Regions from separate parts of the Homo sapiens genome. Here region 2 is linked to region 1. A link is an interaction called in ENCODE POLR2A ChIA-PET data of the cell type or tissue named here. Cell type or tissue: B cell. All regions are shown on one strand. Links, peaks and the distances in the headings refer to the core of each region. The heading gives the core; the rest is flanking DNA.

What was found. Peaks named below come from ENCODE experiments on the same cell type or tissue, not always from the same donor. Only the 100,000 strongest peaks of a DNase experiment are listed, where the experiment ranks them.
Region 2: POLR2A ChIA-PET joins it to region 1 with 25 read pairs; 2 of 35 experiments call an interaction of 5 or more read pairs at or near these places.

The regions. Positions count from the first base shown.
Region 1 is chr1:17,713,426-17,720,159 of GRCh38, reverse strand. It overlaps LINC02810 (long intergenic non-protein coding RNA 2810), which reads right to left and starts at 2,587. Exons shown (of 3, transcript XR_007065510.1): 1 at 2,388-2,587; 2 at 1,369-1,600. In B cell, for the core only: no CTCF peak of the experiment used is centred there; no DNase peak of the experiment used is centred there; H3K27me3 peaks cover 292 bases.
Region 2 is chr1:17,532,846-17,539,579 of GRCh38, reverse strand. It overlaps a transcript of ARHGEF10L not described here. Among named protein-coding and RNA genes, the nearest start is that of ARHGEF10L, 3.5 kb to the left of the region's middle. RefSeq lists enhancers at 2,742-2,791, 3,302-3,351. In B cell, for the core only: no CTCF peak of the experiment used is centred there; a DNase peak (open chromatin) is centred at 3,029; H3K27me3 peaks cover 754 bases.

The DNA.
Region 1 (6,734 bases), core at 640-5,639:
CTTCCTGGTGACTCAGCAAAACCACTGCAGAAACTGGGTCTCCGAGAATTGTGTGGCTCACCCAAGGCCCCACAGCTGGGCAGAGAAAGCCAATTAGACTTAGAGTCCACACTCTTTCCCGGCACCAGGAGCCTCCTTCTCAGAGGACATAGGCAGCTGGGCACCCCTCTGCCCGCCCTCCCTCAAAGGCCCTGCCCAATGGGGACCAGGGCTGCCTACACTGAGTCAGGCAGTGTTTGGCACCCACATTTGTCTCTGAGGCCTGAGATGGGAAATCCTGGTCTCCTACCCTCTCTGCAAGGCCAGGGCAGGCCTGAGAGGCTTAGCATAGCCATTGGACGGATGAGGAAACTGAGGCTTATAGAGGCGCATGATATGTTCCTGTTCCCCAGCCAGCAGGAGGCTCTGTAGAAGTTAGATCCCAGGTCTGTTCCCACCTTCTGGTCCCCCCAGGCAGCTCTGAGCTTCTGCTGCAAAGCCCGAGGCTGGAGGCCCTTCCCAGCAAAGCCTGTGTCTGACAAGGTGGGGAGGGTCTGGAGCTTCCAGGCGGCGAGTTTCTCAGGATGCAGAAACACCAAGGTGAGGAAGCCAGACACTCTCTCTCCTCCGAGGAGGCTATCGGAGGCAGAGGCGACAATTTACAAGCACCTTGCGATGATGGGGGAACCATCTCTGCAGACACCCAGCACCTCTAAAAGCAATTTAACTTGACGTCCCTTCCCCTCCTCAGCCTTCCTCTCTCCCCACAACTATCGATCCCCCAGGGTCTCCTCTGTTCCTCCCAGCAACATATCCAGCCCCCGGCTCAGCCACCAACCAGCCACACCACCAGCAGCACCTTCACCTCTGCAACCCCGCCTCCTCATCTGAAACTGCAGATGACAATGGCTGCACCCCACAGGACTGTTTTTAGGGTGGCTCCTGGCACTTCGCAAACACTTGGTAATGTGGGTTTCTTTTTTTATTATTTTTTAAATTTATTTATTTATTTATTTTGTTGTTGCTTACTCTTTTTTATTTTTTTTAATTTTTTATTTCCATAGGGTTTTGGGGAACAGGTGGTATTTGGTTACATGAATAACTTCTTTAAGTAACGTTGGCTTCTTTCCTGGCCAGAAGCAGCCACAGGCTCAGGCCCTGCAGCACACCAGGCCTGTGCATCCCTCCCCTCTCCCTGTGGCTCCAGAGAGACCCTCGCTGTGCCTCTGGTACTTGTCTTCCCTCCCTGCCTTCCCAGAACCCAGGGTCACACATGTCCATTTTCTCGGGAGTCATTTCCCCCAGCCTTGTTCCCTGCTGTCCAACCAAGGCCTGGAGCAGGGCCCAGCCTGTTCTCAGAGCTCAGTGAATAACTGTCTAGCGACTGACCAACCAACAGGGAACACCAAATCCAGCAAGTTGCTGCCAAGAACCCCCTCTTCCAGGAAGACCTCCCTGACCTCCACCCGGGCCAGGTTAGGGGCTCTTCATGCAAGATTCCGTGACGCCCAGAACTGTAAAATAGTTATAAAGTGTAGGTTCTGCAGTCCAAGTCTCAGCTGTCACTGATTAGTTGTCTTTGGGCGAGTGGCATAACCTCCCTGTGCTTCCATGTCCTCACCTGTAAAATAAGAATAACAATACCAGTGCCTGCCAGAGAGCATCCTCATGAGGCGTCACGGGACACGTACAACACGCAGAATGAGACCCAATGCATTCCGAACACTCACAGGCGTGAGCGGTGTGTGTGGTCGCAGGGAGGGCGCTGTATTGTCTCATTTATTTGACTGCCTTCTGCCACCTGCCTGTGAATCCGTCAGCACCTGTAGCTGAGCCCGTCAGGTGTTGCTTCCCATCCCATTGTCGTCCCTGTGAGCCTGGCTACTGACCTCAGCCTCCCCTCCAGTGGCTGCATCTGCAACTCTTCAGCAGCCCCCACCACCACCGTGCCCACATCTTCAGGGAGCTGAGCTGTGTGGGAGTCGACACCCCAAAGCCTGGCCCTTGGCCGATGACTGACAGGCCCCCGAGTCAGGACCAACTCCAGAGTGCCCTATGGTATGAGGCTGAGGCCACTCTCTCTGGGGCTTTTCTGGAAATCACACCCTGGCTTGGCTGCTCCCACCTCCCCAGCACCTCCCCCACTTTCCCTACTCCCTTGCTCTTTCTCCTGGGAGCACCGATTGTACCCAAATCTTTATGCCCCGTTGCAGCCACCTAAGACAGTGACTAACATCTGTTCACTTCTATCTCATGCCTAGCAGTGCCCAGATATGGACTTGGACAGTGTGAACAGAGCAATGTCATCAGGAATAAGACTGAGGGAGTCAGCCTCAGCCAAGGGAGGAATCCTAAGAGGAAGAAGTGGAGGCTGAGAGCTGGTGGCCTCCCCGTTCCAGCCGCCTCACCCTAAGCATGCGCAGCCCCCTCCCTTGCCTGCACGGAGGAGCCATTTGCAGCCATAAATGTTCAATGGAGCGTGTGGTCTTTAGTGCATGGGCCTCGAGCTGCATAAACAAGGTTGTAAAATTTAAAGGCAAACCAGGCTGGGATCCCATGGGCAGCCACGCTGACATCACAGACAGAGGTGGGGCTTGCGTGGAGGAGCAGGAGGCAGCCATGGCAGCACTAAGGCTGGGACAGAAAGAAGGGGCATCTCGCCCTACCTGATGGCGGCTCACGTTTATTCGTTTTTTCGCCGTTGACCCGAATGGAAGCAGGCCCTCCGTGAGACTGTGCCACAGTTCCAGGGGTGTAGATAGATTATCTTTTCCAAAGAGAATCAATGCTCCTCTCTGCTGGTGAACCAGCGACCCAGCACGGAATTGTACATGTTGGGGATGAACCAGCAACTCAGCACGGGATTGTACATGCTGGGGATGAACCAGCAACTCAGCACGGGATTGTACATGCTGGGGCTTCAGCTTCAAGTGAACAAGATGAAGTCCTTGCCCTCCTGGAGCTTACATTCTAGAGGAAGGGAAAAAAAAACACGCAAGTAAAAAAAAAAAGTAAACCAAGAGAGTCATGATAATTTTAATACTGATCAGTGATAGAAAAATGAGATTGAGGCCAGGCATGGTGGCTCATGCCTGTAATCTCAGCACTTTGGGAGGCCGAGGCGGTCAGATCACTTGAGGCCAGGAGTTCGAGACCAGCCTGGGCAATATGGCAAAATGCTGTCTCTACTAAAAATACAAAAATTAGCCGGACGTGGTAGCACACGCATGTAATTCCAGCTATTCGGGAGTCTGAGTCAGGAGAATCGCTTGAACCCGGGAGGTGGAGGTTGCAGAGAGCCAAAATTGCACCACTGCACTCCATCCTGGGCAACAGAGCAAGATGAAAGAAAGAAAGAAAGAAAGAAAGAAAGAAAGAAAGAAAGAAAGAAAGAAAGAAAGAAAGAAGGAAGGAAGGAAGGAAGGAAGGAAGGAAGGAAGGAAGGAAGGAAGGAAGGAAGGGGAAGGGAAGGGAAGGGAAGGAAGGAAGGAAGGGAAGGAAGAGAGAAAGATGGGATTGGGAGGGAAGCCTACTTCAGATGGGAGAATCACAGTGAAATGAGACTCCAGTAACATTTGTGGGACTTCTGGCCTCCTGAGTCCTCAGGAAGGAGGCGTTGGCCACAGAGTTCTTTGCTGCTGAGCAGCGGCCAGCTACTCTATCAGCAGGCTGTTCCATCAGCAGGCCACTCCAGCCTTCTTCCCTGCCTCCCTTCACTGCAAATCAGGCAGCTGTTTACAGATCAGGCCCATCTTTTCTTTTTCTTTTTTTTTCTCTAGTGTCAGGATCTCATTCAGTCACCCAGGTCATAGTGCAGTGGCATAATCATAGCTCGCTGCAGCCTCAAACTTCCTGGGCTCAAGCAATCCTCCCACCTCAGCCTCCTGAGGAGCTGGGACTAAAGGCACATGCCACCATGCCCAGCTAATTTTTTAAATTATTTCTAGAGACAGGGTCTCAATATGTTCACCAGGCTGGTCTCGAACTCCTGGGCTCCAGTGATCCTCTTGCCTCTGCCTCTGCCTCCTGCCTCCCAAAGTGCTGGGATTATAGGCATGAGCCACTGTGTCTGACCTGGGCCCATCTTACGGAGCATCGCTGAGTTGGGAGTTCTCCTGGGAGAAGCCCAGCTTCCAGACTCCCCACATCATCACTGGTTATGCATGTGGACTCTGGAGCCACGGTCCGGGGTTCCATTCCCACCTCTGCCATTTACTATCTGTGTGCCCCTGGGCAAGACACTTCCCTTCCCTGAGCCTCATTCCCTGCACTGTCAAATGGAAATAATGACAGTACTCACCTGGGAGAATTCAGTGAGGCAGGGCACGGTGTATGCTCAGCCTGCCACAGAGCTATTGTTTTTGCTGTCATTATTCCCTCCTTCCTGTGACCAGGGACGGCTCTACCGCAACATAAGCTGATCCAGCAGGCTGGGAGAAGGGGTGAAGGCAAAGAGTGGGGGACTCAGGGGTGCCAGCTGCAAGAGTCTGGCTGAGTGAGGAAGAGAAGCACCCAGTCAAGTGGGGATGGAAGTAGCTGGCATGGTGAGGAAGGGGCTTGGGCAGAGAGGCGAGGCCCTGAGTGCTTGAGGATCAGGACAAGAATGAACGTGGAGCCAGGTGGGGGCTGCATGGCCTCATTCAAGAGATACCACAGCAGATTCTGCAGGCAGGGAGGACAGTCCCTTCCAACTCTGGGGTGCCTGTTGAAAGTTACCCCAATTTGTGAGATGAAAGAGGCAGCAAAGGGGGACAGAGGTGTCTGATAGGCCTGGGCCAAATCCTGGCTGCAGGGTCGTGTGAACTTGGCCAAAGTAACTTGCTCTCCTTAGGCCTCAATGGCATCATCTGTAAAATGGGGACAATCCTAGGATCCATCACACAGTCGTTGCGAGGACTGAGGGAGACGATGCATGAGGTCTGTGCTCACTGGGTGCAAGTTAATAACAGTCACAGTGAAGAGTCTCTGGTTTTAAGATTGGGTGAAACCAAGACTCAAAATTTTAAGATTCTAAGTGAGAAGTTTAAGCCTAAATTCTTACTAGAATGTTGGGTCTGTGAAGACAGGGGTTTGGTCTGTTTTGTTCATGGCTTTATGAACGGTACTTGGCACCCACGGCCTGGCATACAATAGGTGGGCATATGTGTGTATATTCACATGTGTATTTGGTGAGTGAGTGAATGAGTGAATGAATGAATGAATGAATTGGCAAGGCTGACCACTCTCTGTCCAGTTGCTCAAGCCGGAAATGAGGCTACCTGCACCCCGTCCCCCACTCCTCCTAAGGAGCAGGCCTCCCGGCAGCTCCCTGTCTTCCTTCCCATAATGACAGCCACCCTCGCTCACCTGGAGCCGCCACAGCTCCGTATTGGCCTCTCAACTTTCAGTCTCGCCTGTCTTCTCCTCCCATCTTAAAAATCTCATTTACAGAAAGAAAAGAAGTTCATTTACCAAATTGGGGGCATTCTGCTGCAGGGCTGAGCCATTAGCAGGCACAAAAGAAAGTCATATCTCAGTCACTTACAAAATTAACAAGGAGGAGCTTGGAGCAAGGAATCTGTCTGTGCTAGAATAAAAAGGCCTCCCAGGTACTGCAGGTCGCAGCACATCCGCCTGCTCAAGAAGTCCTGGAGTGATAAACTGGCACCTGGCAAAGTGAGGACTTTCGCAGGGGGAAGGAGGAAATGACCAGCGGTGATCATTCACAGCCCTGAACGAGGACAGAGCGGGAAGCCCACAGCAGTCACAGTCACGCTGACAGCTCCACTCTCCTCCACTCCAGGACACTTGGTACCTGAGTCCAGCCACTCCTGCCTCATTAAGCAGCCTGCACAGGGCCCTGGGAAATGACCTCATTAGGTGGCCACACTGGCTTGTGTAAATTAATTTGATAAAGATAATGAAGTTCATCAGAGCAGAGCTGACCATGTTTCCAGGAGCAACTATCCTGAGGGCTGAGCTCTGAGGACCAGGAGCCAGGAAGTGGTGAATGGGCTTTGGCAGCAGTGCCTCCGGGGCACACTGTCCCCCCAGCCCAGAAGCATTTTATCCTCGGCAGGCTGAAGGACCCAGGGAATCCATGTTGTCCTAATGGTTTCTGGAAGCAAGCGGGTCTTCAGTCTTGGCTTTGCCATGTGCTACGGGCGTCTAGTCACCTGGTTTCTGACAGCCTGTTTTCTCAGCTGTAAAATGAGCATAACAGTTCTGCCTCCCAGCACTAGTTAAGCAAGAAAACACACATAGGCCAGGTGCAGTGGCTCACGCCTATAATCCTAGCACTTTGGGAGGCTGAGGTGGGTGGATCACCTGATGTCAGGAGTTCGAGACCAGCCTGGCCAACATGGTGAAACCCCATCTCTACTAAAAATACAAAAAGTAGCCGGGCGTGGTGGTGAGCACCTGTAATCCTAGCTACCTGGGAGGCTAAGGCAGGAGAATTGCTTGAACCTAGGGGGCGGAGGTTGCAGTGAGCTGAGATCACGCCACTGCACTCCGGCCTGGGCAAAAGAGCAAGACTCCATCTCAAAAAAAAACAAAAAACAAAAAAACAGAAAACACACATAAAGCATTTGGCACCTGCCTGGAGTACATAGTGGGCCCTCAATACATCAGAGCAGTTATTTTCGTCACTGAAGTGAAACAACGGAAGCCCCCCTCTCTGAGCCTGGAGCGTCCATTTGGAAAGTGGCTCTTTTAGCTAAACCTTTCAAGCCTGGTTTTCGTAAGCTTCTCTCATGCTGCTCTGCTCCTTTTGG
Region 2 (6,734 bases), core at 618-5,617, 180 kb after region 1:
ACGTGGCCTCCCCCGACCCGCTGCGAGCCCCCAGCGGTCCCGGCAGCCCACCGGCCCCCCACAGTACAGGGGGGAAACTGAGGCCCGCGGGGATGGGGCCCGGCCCCGGCCACACGGCGACCTCCTCGCTCCTTCACCTACCCCGGGGTCCCCACTTCCCGCCTCCCGGTTCTCCTTCCCCGGTTCTCCGCGGGGAGACCCCGCAGGCGCGCAGGGTGCTGGCTTCTCCTCCCCCACTTCAACATTTTGCCCTGAGGTTCCCCCAAAAGGGTGAGAATCCTGGACCGGCCCCAGGGGAAACCCTAGACTTATGACCTGCCCCTCAACCAGTCTTGGCGGCCCCGTATTGCCCCCCACCCCCGCCATGGCAACATGGGGAACCTTGCAGCCATGCAGCCAAACCTCCAAGAACAACCCTGGCGGGTTCAGGCATTGACGGCTTTGAGACCGGCAACACCCCAGTGATGTAGCCCCATTTTCCCTAGGAGAAAACTGAGGCTCAGAACTGAGAGTAACTTGGCAAAGCTCACTGAGCAGCAAAGTGCTGAGACTGAGATCCTAGCATTCCCCTGCCTTTGCAGCTCCAAAGCTGCCAAACACTAGGTACTCCCTCCTGAAATTCCAAAGAGGGCCTCTGGATATGATGCAATTAATTACAGTTATCAGGTCATTAATTAAGATTATCCGCGTTGTTGTTAAACACTCCCCCGCTACCCCTCTATTTGCAAGGAAATTCACACGCGGGCTTATCAGCAATTACTCCTGGGTTGATAATGATAAGTTCTGCAGCCTCCAAAGGGTACAGGTGCACGTAGGTTGAAATCATTTTCAGCTTGTGTTCCTTACAGCCCACAGCCAGCAAAAACTTTTTTTTTTTTTTTTTTTTAACTACTCCCTATTTGTCAGGCACCAGCCTCAGGGGCTACCAGTGAGACAAAGAACCAGACAGACCCCAGCCCCGCCCCCTCGGAGCTCATAGGCTTAGGAGAAGACGCAAATAAACAAACGGCTACAGTGCAGTGAGACAAGCCACACAGGCCACGCACTGAAATCATCTTATTCACCGACTTGTTGGTTTGTTTATTGTCCCTCTCGACACAAGAACATAAGCACCACAGAGTTGTCCTGAGCCCCAGGCTAGGGCAACACTGGCTCATAGTTTAAGTAGGCAGGAGATATTCTTTGAGCATTTTTGCTCTGTTCCAGACATCGTTCTAGGCACGCAGGAGACACCAGTGAACACAACAGGCACGGCCCCTGCCCTGCTGTGAATAAATGATGGCAGGACAGCAGACAGGAGAGGTTTGGGGATGCTAGCAAAGCAGGAAGAAGACTTCAGATGTCCATTGAGTGACCTCAGGCTCATGGCATTAAGCTTTGGACCAGAAATGGACTTTTGAGTCCTGCCGTCATAGCCAGAGCCAAGTACACATCCCAGACCAGCATCGCGGTCTTTCACAGTGTACTCCAACCCCTTCCTTGGCTATGTTTTTTTTCTTTCTTTGTTTTTTTTTAAGAGACTGGGTCTTGCCCTGTGGCTCAGGCTGGCACAATCAGCTCACCGTAACCTCAAACTCCTAGGCTCAAGCAATCCTCCTGCCTCAGCCTGCAAGTAGCTGGCACTACAGGTGCGGGCATGGTGGTGCCTGTAGTGCCTATATTGCCAGGTAGCCATGCCTGGCTCATTTTTTTTTTCTTTTCTTTCTTTTTTTTTTTTTTTTTTTTGTAGAGATGGTGGTCTTACTATGTTGTCCAGGCTGGTCTTGAACTCCTGGGCTCAAGAGATCATCCCATCTTGGCCTCCCAAAGTGCTGGGATTACAGGTGTGAATCACCGTGCCCGGCCTTCTTTATTGTCTTATTTCCCATCTGATCCTGAAATGTCTGACGCCTCCAGCTCAGGATGCCCCTTACCTTCTTTGGTTGTACTAAGTCTTACCCTCCTGTCTGAGAACCAACACAAGGCCCAGAATCTCCAGGAGGCCTTTTCACATGGCCTCCTCCATTCCCTGACCTCTCCCTCCTCTGAGCTCTATAGCACCTAGTCCTTTTGTTGTAAGTTGGCTCTGGGTGCATAACTGATTTGACCCATCTAGCTTGAGGGCAGCTATGATACAGCCTTGAGGGCAGGGGCCATGCCCCAGACCCCCGTTGTGCCCTCAGAGCCCAGCACAGGTTAGGGGCACACTCTTTAGAGGATCGTAATGGATTCTAAAGGACACCCTAGAACCCTTATCAATATAACCCTCTGGGTCTAGGGTTCCAAACCACCTGCTCATAAAACAAATTGAGTCTGCAGAAGCATTTTGTTTTGCCCACAGTGGTTTTGTTGTTGTTAGTTGCCATCATTTAATCATTGGGAGATTTCCCATAAAAAGTCAGATTGCAGCCAGGAGCAGTGGCTCATGCCTGTAATCCCAGCACTTTAGGAGGCCAAGGCAAGAGGATTGCTTGAGGCCAGGCATTTTAGACCAGCCTGGGCAACATAGGGAGACCCCTGTCTCTACAAAAATAAAATAAAATAAAATAAAATAAAATAAAAATCTAGCCAGATGCGGTAGTGCATGCCTATAGTCCCAGCTACTCAGGTGGCTGAGGTGGGAGGATCACTTGAGCCCAGGAGTTTGAGGCTGCAGTGAGCCATGATCCCACCGCTGCACCCCAGCCTAGGCAACAGCATGACTCTGTCTCTGAAAAAAAAAAATTAAAAGCCAGATTTCTAGCTTCTCTTAACAAATCGGAAGATCTGATAATGCCAGGTCCACATTCCCCCAGGGCCACACTCTGCAGGGCCCCAGGAGTGGTGGCCCTTTAGACACAGCTGTGCTCTCCACTTGTCAACGTCACTCGCAGCCCTCTGTCACTCCTCTGATTTAAGGCCCCTCCTCTGTGATAGTGTTTTGATTTCATTTTCCCTCTACTCTCCACTCTGGCGAGAAAGAGTGACATCACAAAACATATGCTGGAAAATAAATAAACCTGCAGCCCTCACAGTCCAGGCCAGCCCTCAGCAGGCCACATCTTCACGTATTCTTGCCCTCTTGACATGCACCCGCCTCTTCACTCTCACTTCCCCAGAAGCACATTCTTGTTTTTCTTTTTTGGTGATAGAGTCTTGCTCTGTCATTGAGGCCAGTGTGCAATGATGTGATCTCAGCTCACCGCAACCTCCGCCTCCCAGGCTTAAGTGACCCCCCTACCACAGCCTCCTAACTGAGACTACAGGTGTGCACCATCATGCCCCGCCAATTTTTGTATTTTTTTGTAGAGATGGGGTTTCACCATGTTGCCCAGGCTGGTCTTGAACTCCTGGGCTCAAGTGATTCTCCTGCTCTGGCCTCCCAAAGTGCCGGGATTACAGGTGTGAGCCATTGTGCCCTGCCCCAGCTGCACACTCTAAGCTCCACAGCACAAATGAATGCACAGGTGTTTCTCTGAGCCTTTGCCCTCGGCTGGAATGCCCCTGACTACTCCATCCCCCAGACACTATGGTTAACTGCTTTTTAGTGCTGTCAACATAAACAGCACCTTCTCAGGGAGCTCCTTCCAAGGACGGCCACACTGGGCCCCAGGCCCCTACCTGCAGCCTGCATTCCCTGGTCAGTGTGCCCAACCTACCACATGTGGTGGCATGTTTGCCCCATGTCTCCCCCCCGGACTGTGAGTCCACGGAGGCTGGACTCTGTTGTCTCATTCCGGGTGGTATCCCCAGCACCTGCTCCAGAACCTGGTGCAGCATAGACACGAGACAAATATGTGCTGAATAGATGAGTGGATGGGTTTCAATAGCCACAAAAGGAACAAAAAGGATTTCTGGGAACATTTCCATGTCCCAGAACATTCAATTAACCAGAATTACCCACTCACTGAGCACTCTGGTGAGGGCAGGATTTATTGTGTAAGCAAAATCATCAATGATACATTACATCTGGATGGGACTCAGGAGTCTGTCCTCCTTGTCTCCGCTGCTGACCTGGGAAAGAGAGAATGAGGGCATACAGGGGTGGTATTTCCCTGGTCAGAGAGGTTAGGTGACTTGTCCAAGATTGCTCAGCAATCTGGTGGCAAAGCCAAGATGGGGACCCAGGGCCCCCGCCGCTGCCTCCCAGTCTGGCCCCGCTCCCACCAGTCAGCTCCATAGTGCAGGGGTCCCCAACCCTCAGGCCATGGATCAGAACCAGGCTGTGGCCTGTTAGGAACCAGGTCACACAGCAGGAGGGGAGTGGCAGGTAAGCAAGCTTCATCTCTATGTATAGCCATGCCCATCACTCACATTACCACCTGAGCTCTGCTTCCTATCAGATCAGCAATGGTGGCATTAGATTCTCAGAGGACCACAAGCCCTGTTGTGAACTGTGCATGTGAGGGATCTAGACTGCGCGCCCCTTATGAGAATCTAATGCCTGATGATCTGTCAGTGTCTCCCATCACCCCCAGATGGGACCATCTGGTTGCAGGAAAACAAGCTCAGGGCTTCCACTGATTCTACATTATGGTGAGTTGTATAATTATTTCATTATATATTACAATATAATAATAGAAATAAAGTGCACAATAAATGTAATGCGTTTGAATCATCCCAAAACCATCCCCCCACCCCATCCATGGAAAAATTGTCTTCCACATCCCCGAAACCAGTTCCTGAGGCCAAAAAGTTTGAGGGCCTCTGCCATAGTAGATCAAACAGAAAGTGGCCCGGCATGGTGGCTCACACCTGTAATCTCAGCACTTTAGGATGCCAAGGCAGATGGATCATCTGAGGTCAGGAGTTTGAGACCAGCCTGGCCAACATGGTGAAACCCTGTCTCCACTAAAAATACAAAATTAGCCAGGCATGGTGGCACATGCCTGCAATCCCAGCTACTAGGGAGGCTGAGGCAGGAGAATCACTTGAACCCAGGAGGCAGAGGTTGCAGTGAGCTGAGATTGTGCCACTGCACTCCAGCCTGGGCAACAGAGCAAGACTCCTTCTCAAAAAAAAAAAAAAAATCAGAAAATGGGTGGGCCAGGCATGGTGGCTGGCCAGGCACCATGACTCATGCCTGTAATCCCAGCACTTTGGGAGGCCGAGGTGGGTGGATCACTTGAGGTCAGGAGTTCGAGACCAGCCTGGCCAACATGGCAAAACCCCGTCTCTACTAAAAATACAAAAATTAGCAGCCAAGCACGGTGGTTCACACCTGTAATCCCAGAACTTTGGGAGGCCGAGGTGGGGCAGATCACAAGGTCAGGAGCTCGAGACCATCCTGGCTAACATGGTGAAACCCCGTCTCTACTAAAAATACAAAAGATTAGCCGGGCGTGGAGGCGGGCGCCTGTAGTCCCAGCTACTTCGGAGGCTGAGGCAGGAGAATGGCGTGAACCCAGGAGGCGGAGCTTGCAGTGAGCTGAAATCACGCCACTGCACTCCAGCCTGGGTGACAAAGTGAGACTCCGTCTCAAAAAAAAAAAATTAGCTAGGTGTGGTGGCAGCTGCTTGTAATCCCAGCTACCCAGGAAGCTGAGGCAGGAGAATCTCTTAAACCCAGAAGGCAGAGGTTGCAGTGAGCCAAGATCACGCCACTGCACTCCAGCCTGAGAGACATAGCAAGACTCCGTCTCAAGAAAAAAAAAAAGAAGAAGAAGAAAGTGGGTGGATGGGAATGTGGACTTCCCGAGTCTGGATACCGGCCTCGCATAGGCAGTATGAATGGAGAGTGCCCAGCCAGCAGCCAGTCTTTGTTATGTACTACATCATCAAGCCAATCATGAACAGGCTAGTATCAAAGAGAGACTAGGTCACGTTTTGCTACAAATAAGGATGATAGAGTCGGTCTCATCAAGATGAAACCCTCCTTCCATAACATTCCTGCCCCTGTTCAATAGGACAGGCATTTTGAGGGGGGCTGGGATGCACGGAGCAACACCTCAAGCCTTCTAGGTTCTTCATAACCCAAGACCTGCATCTGGGGGGAAACAAGCTAAAGTCAAAGACAGCCACAGGTGTCCTGGGGGATCAGGTCAAAGGACGCCTCACTTCCCTGAGCTGCTCCTTTACGGGACTTAGTATCAGGAGAGACTAGTCTGAATAGCCCATTCTCCTGGGGAATGTAGTGTCAAAATCACCACAGCAAGCCGGCACAGTGGCTCACGCTTATAATCTCAGCATTTTGGGAGGGCAAGGTGGGAGGATTGCTTGAGGCCAAGAGTTCAAGACCAGCCTGGGCAACATAGCAAGACCCCATCTGTACAAAAATAATGATAAGATAATAATAGCAAATGCTTAATAGCACTCTCTAAACACCAGGTTCTGTTTAAACACTTCACATGTATTAGCTCATTTAATCCTCACAGTAACCCTATAAAGTGGATACTTTTATCCCCATTTTACCAATGAGGAAACTGAGGCACAAAGACACTCTGTCCTAGCCTTGAATGTTCGTCAAGAAGACCTGTTCTTACTCAGCACCCCCTTCACTTGAGCCACTTGAGTGGATTTTTATTTCTTGAAAGCCAAGAAGCCTGTGATGAGAGGAGAGATGAATATTCAGGTGGTACTGTCTGTCCCTGGCCACTGTCTTGGTGCAGGATGAAGGGGGCATTCCTGAGTCCTTTGCAAAGAGAGGGACCAGTTAAGGCACAAGGTATACCCAGCACCGTGCTTTAGCCTTCCTGTATCTCCTAAAACAGAAAAGGTCAAGAGGGGGTGGTGGGTGCAGTAGCTCACACTTGTAATCCCAACACTTTGGGAGGCCG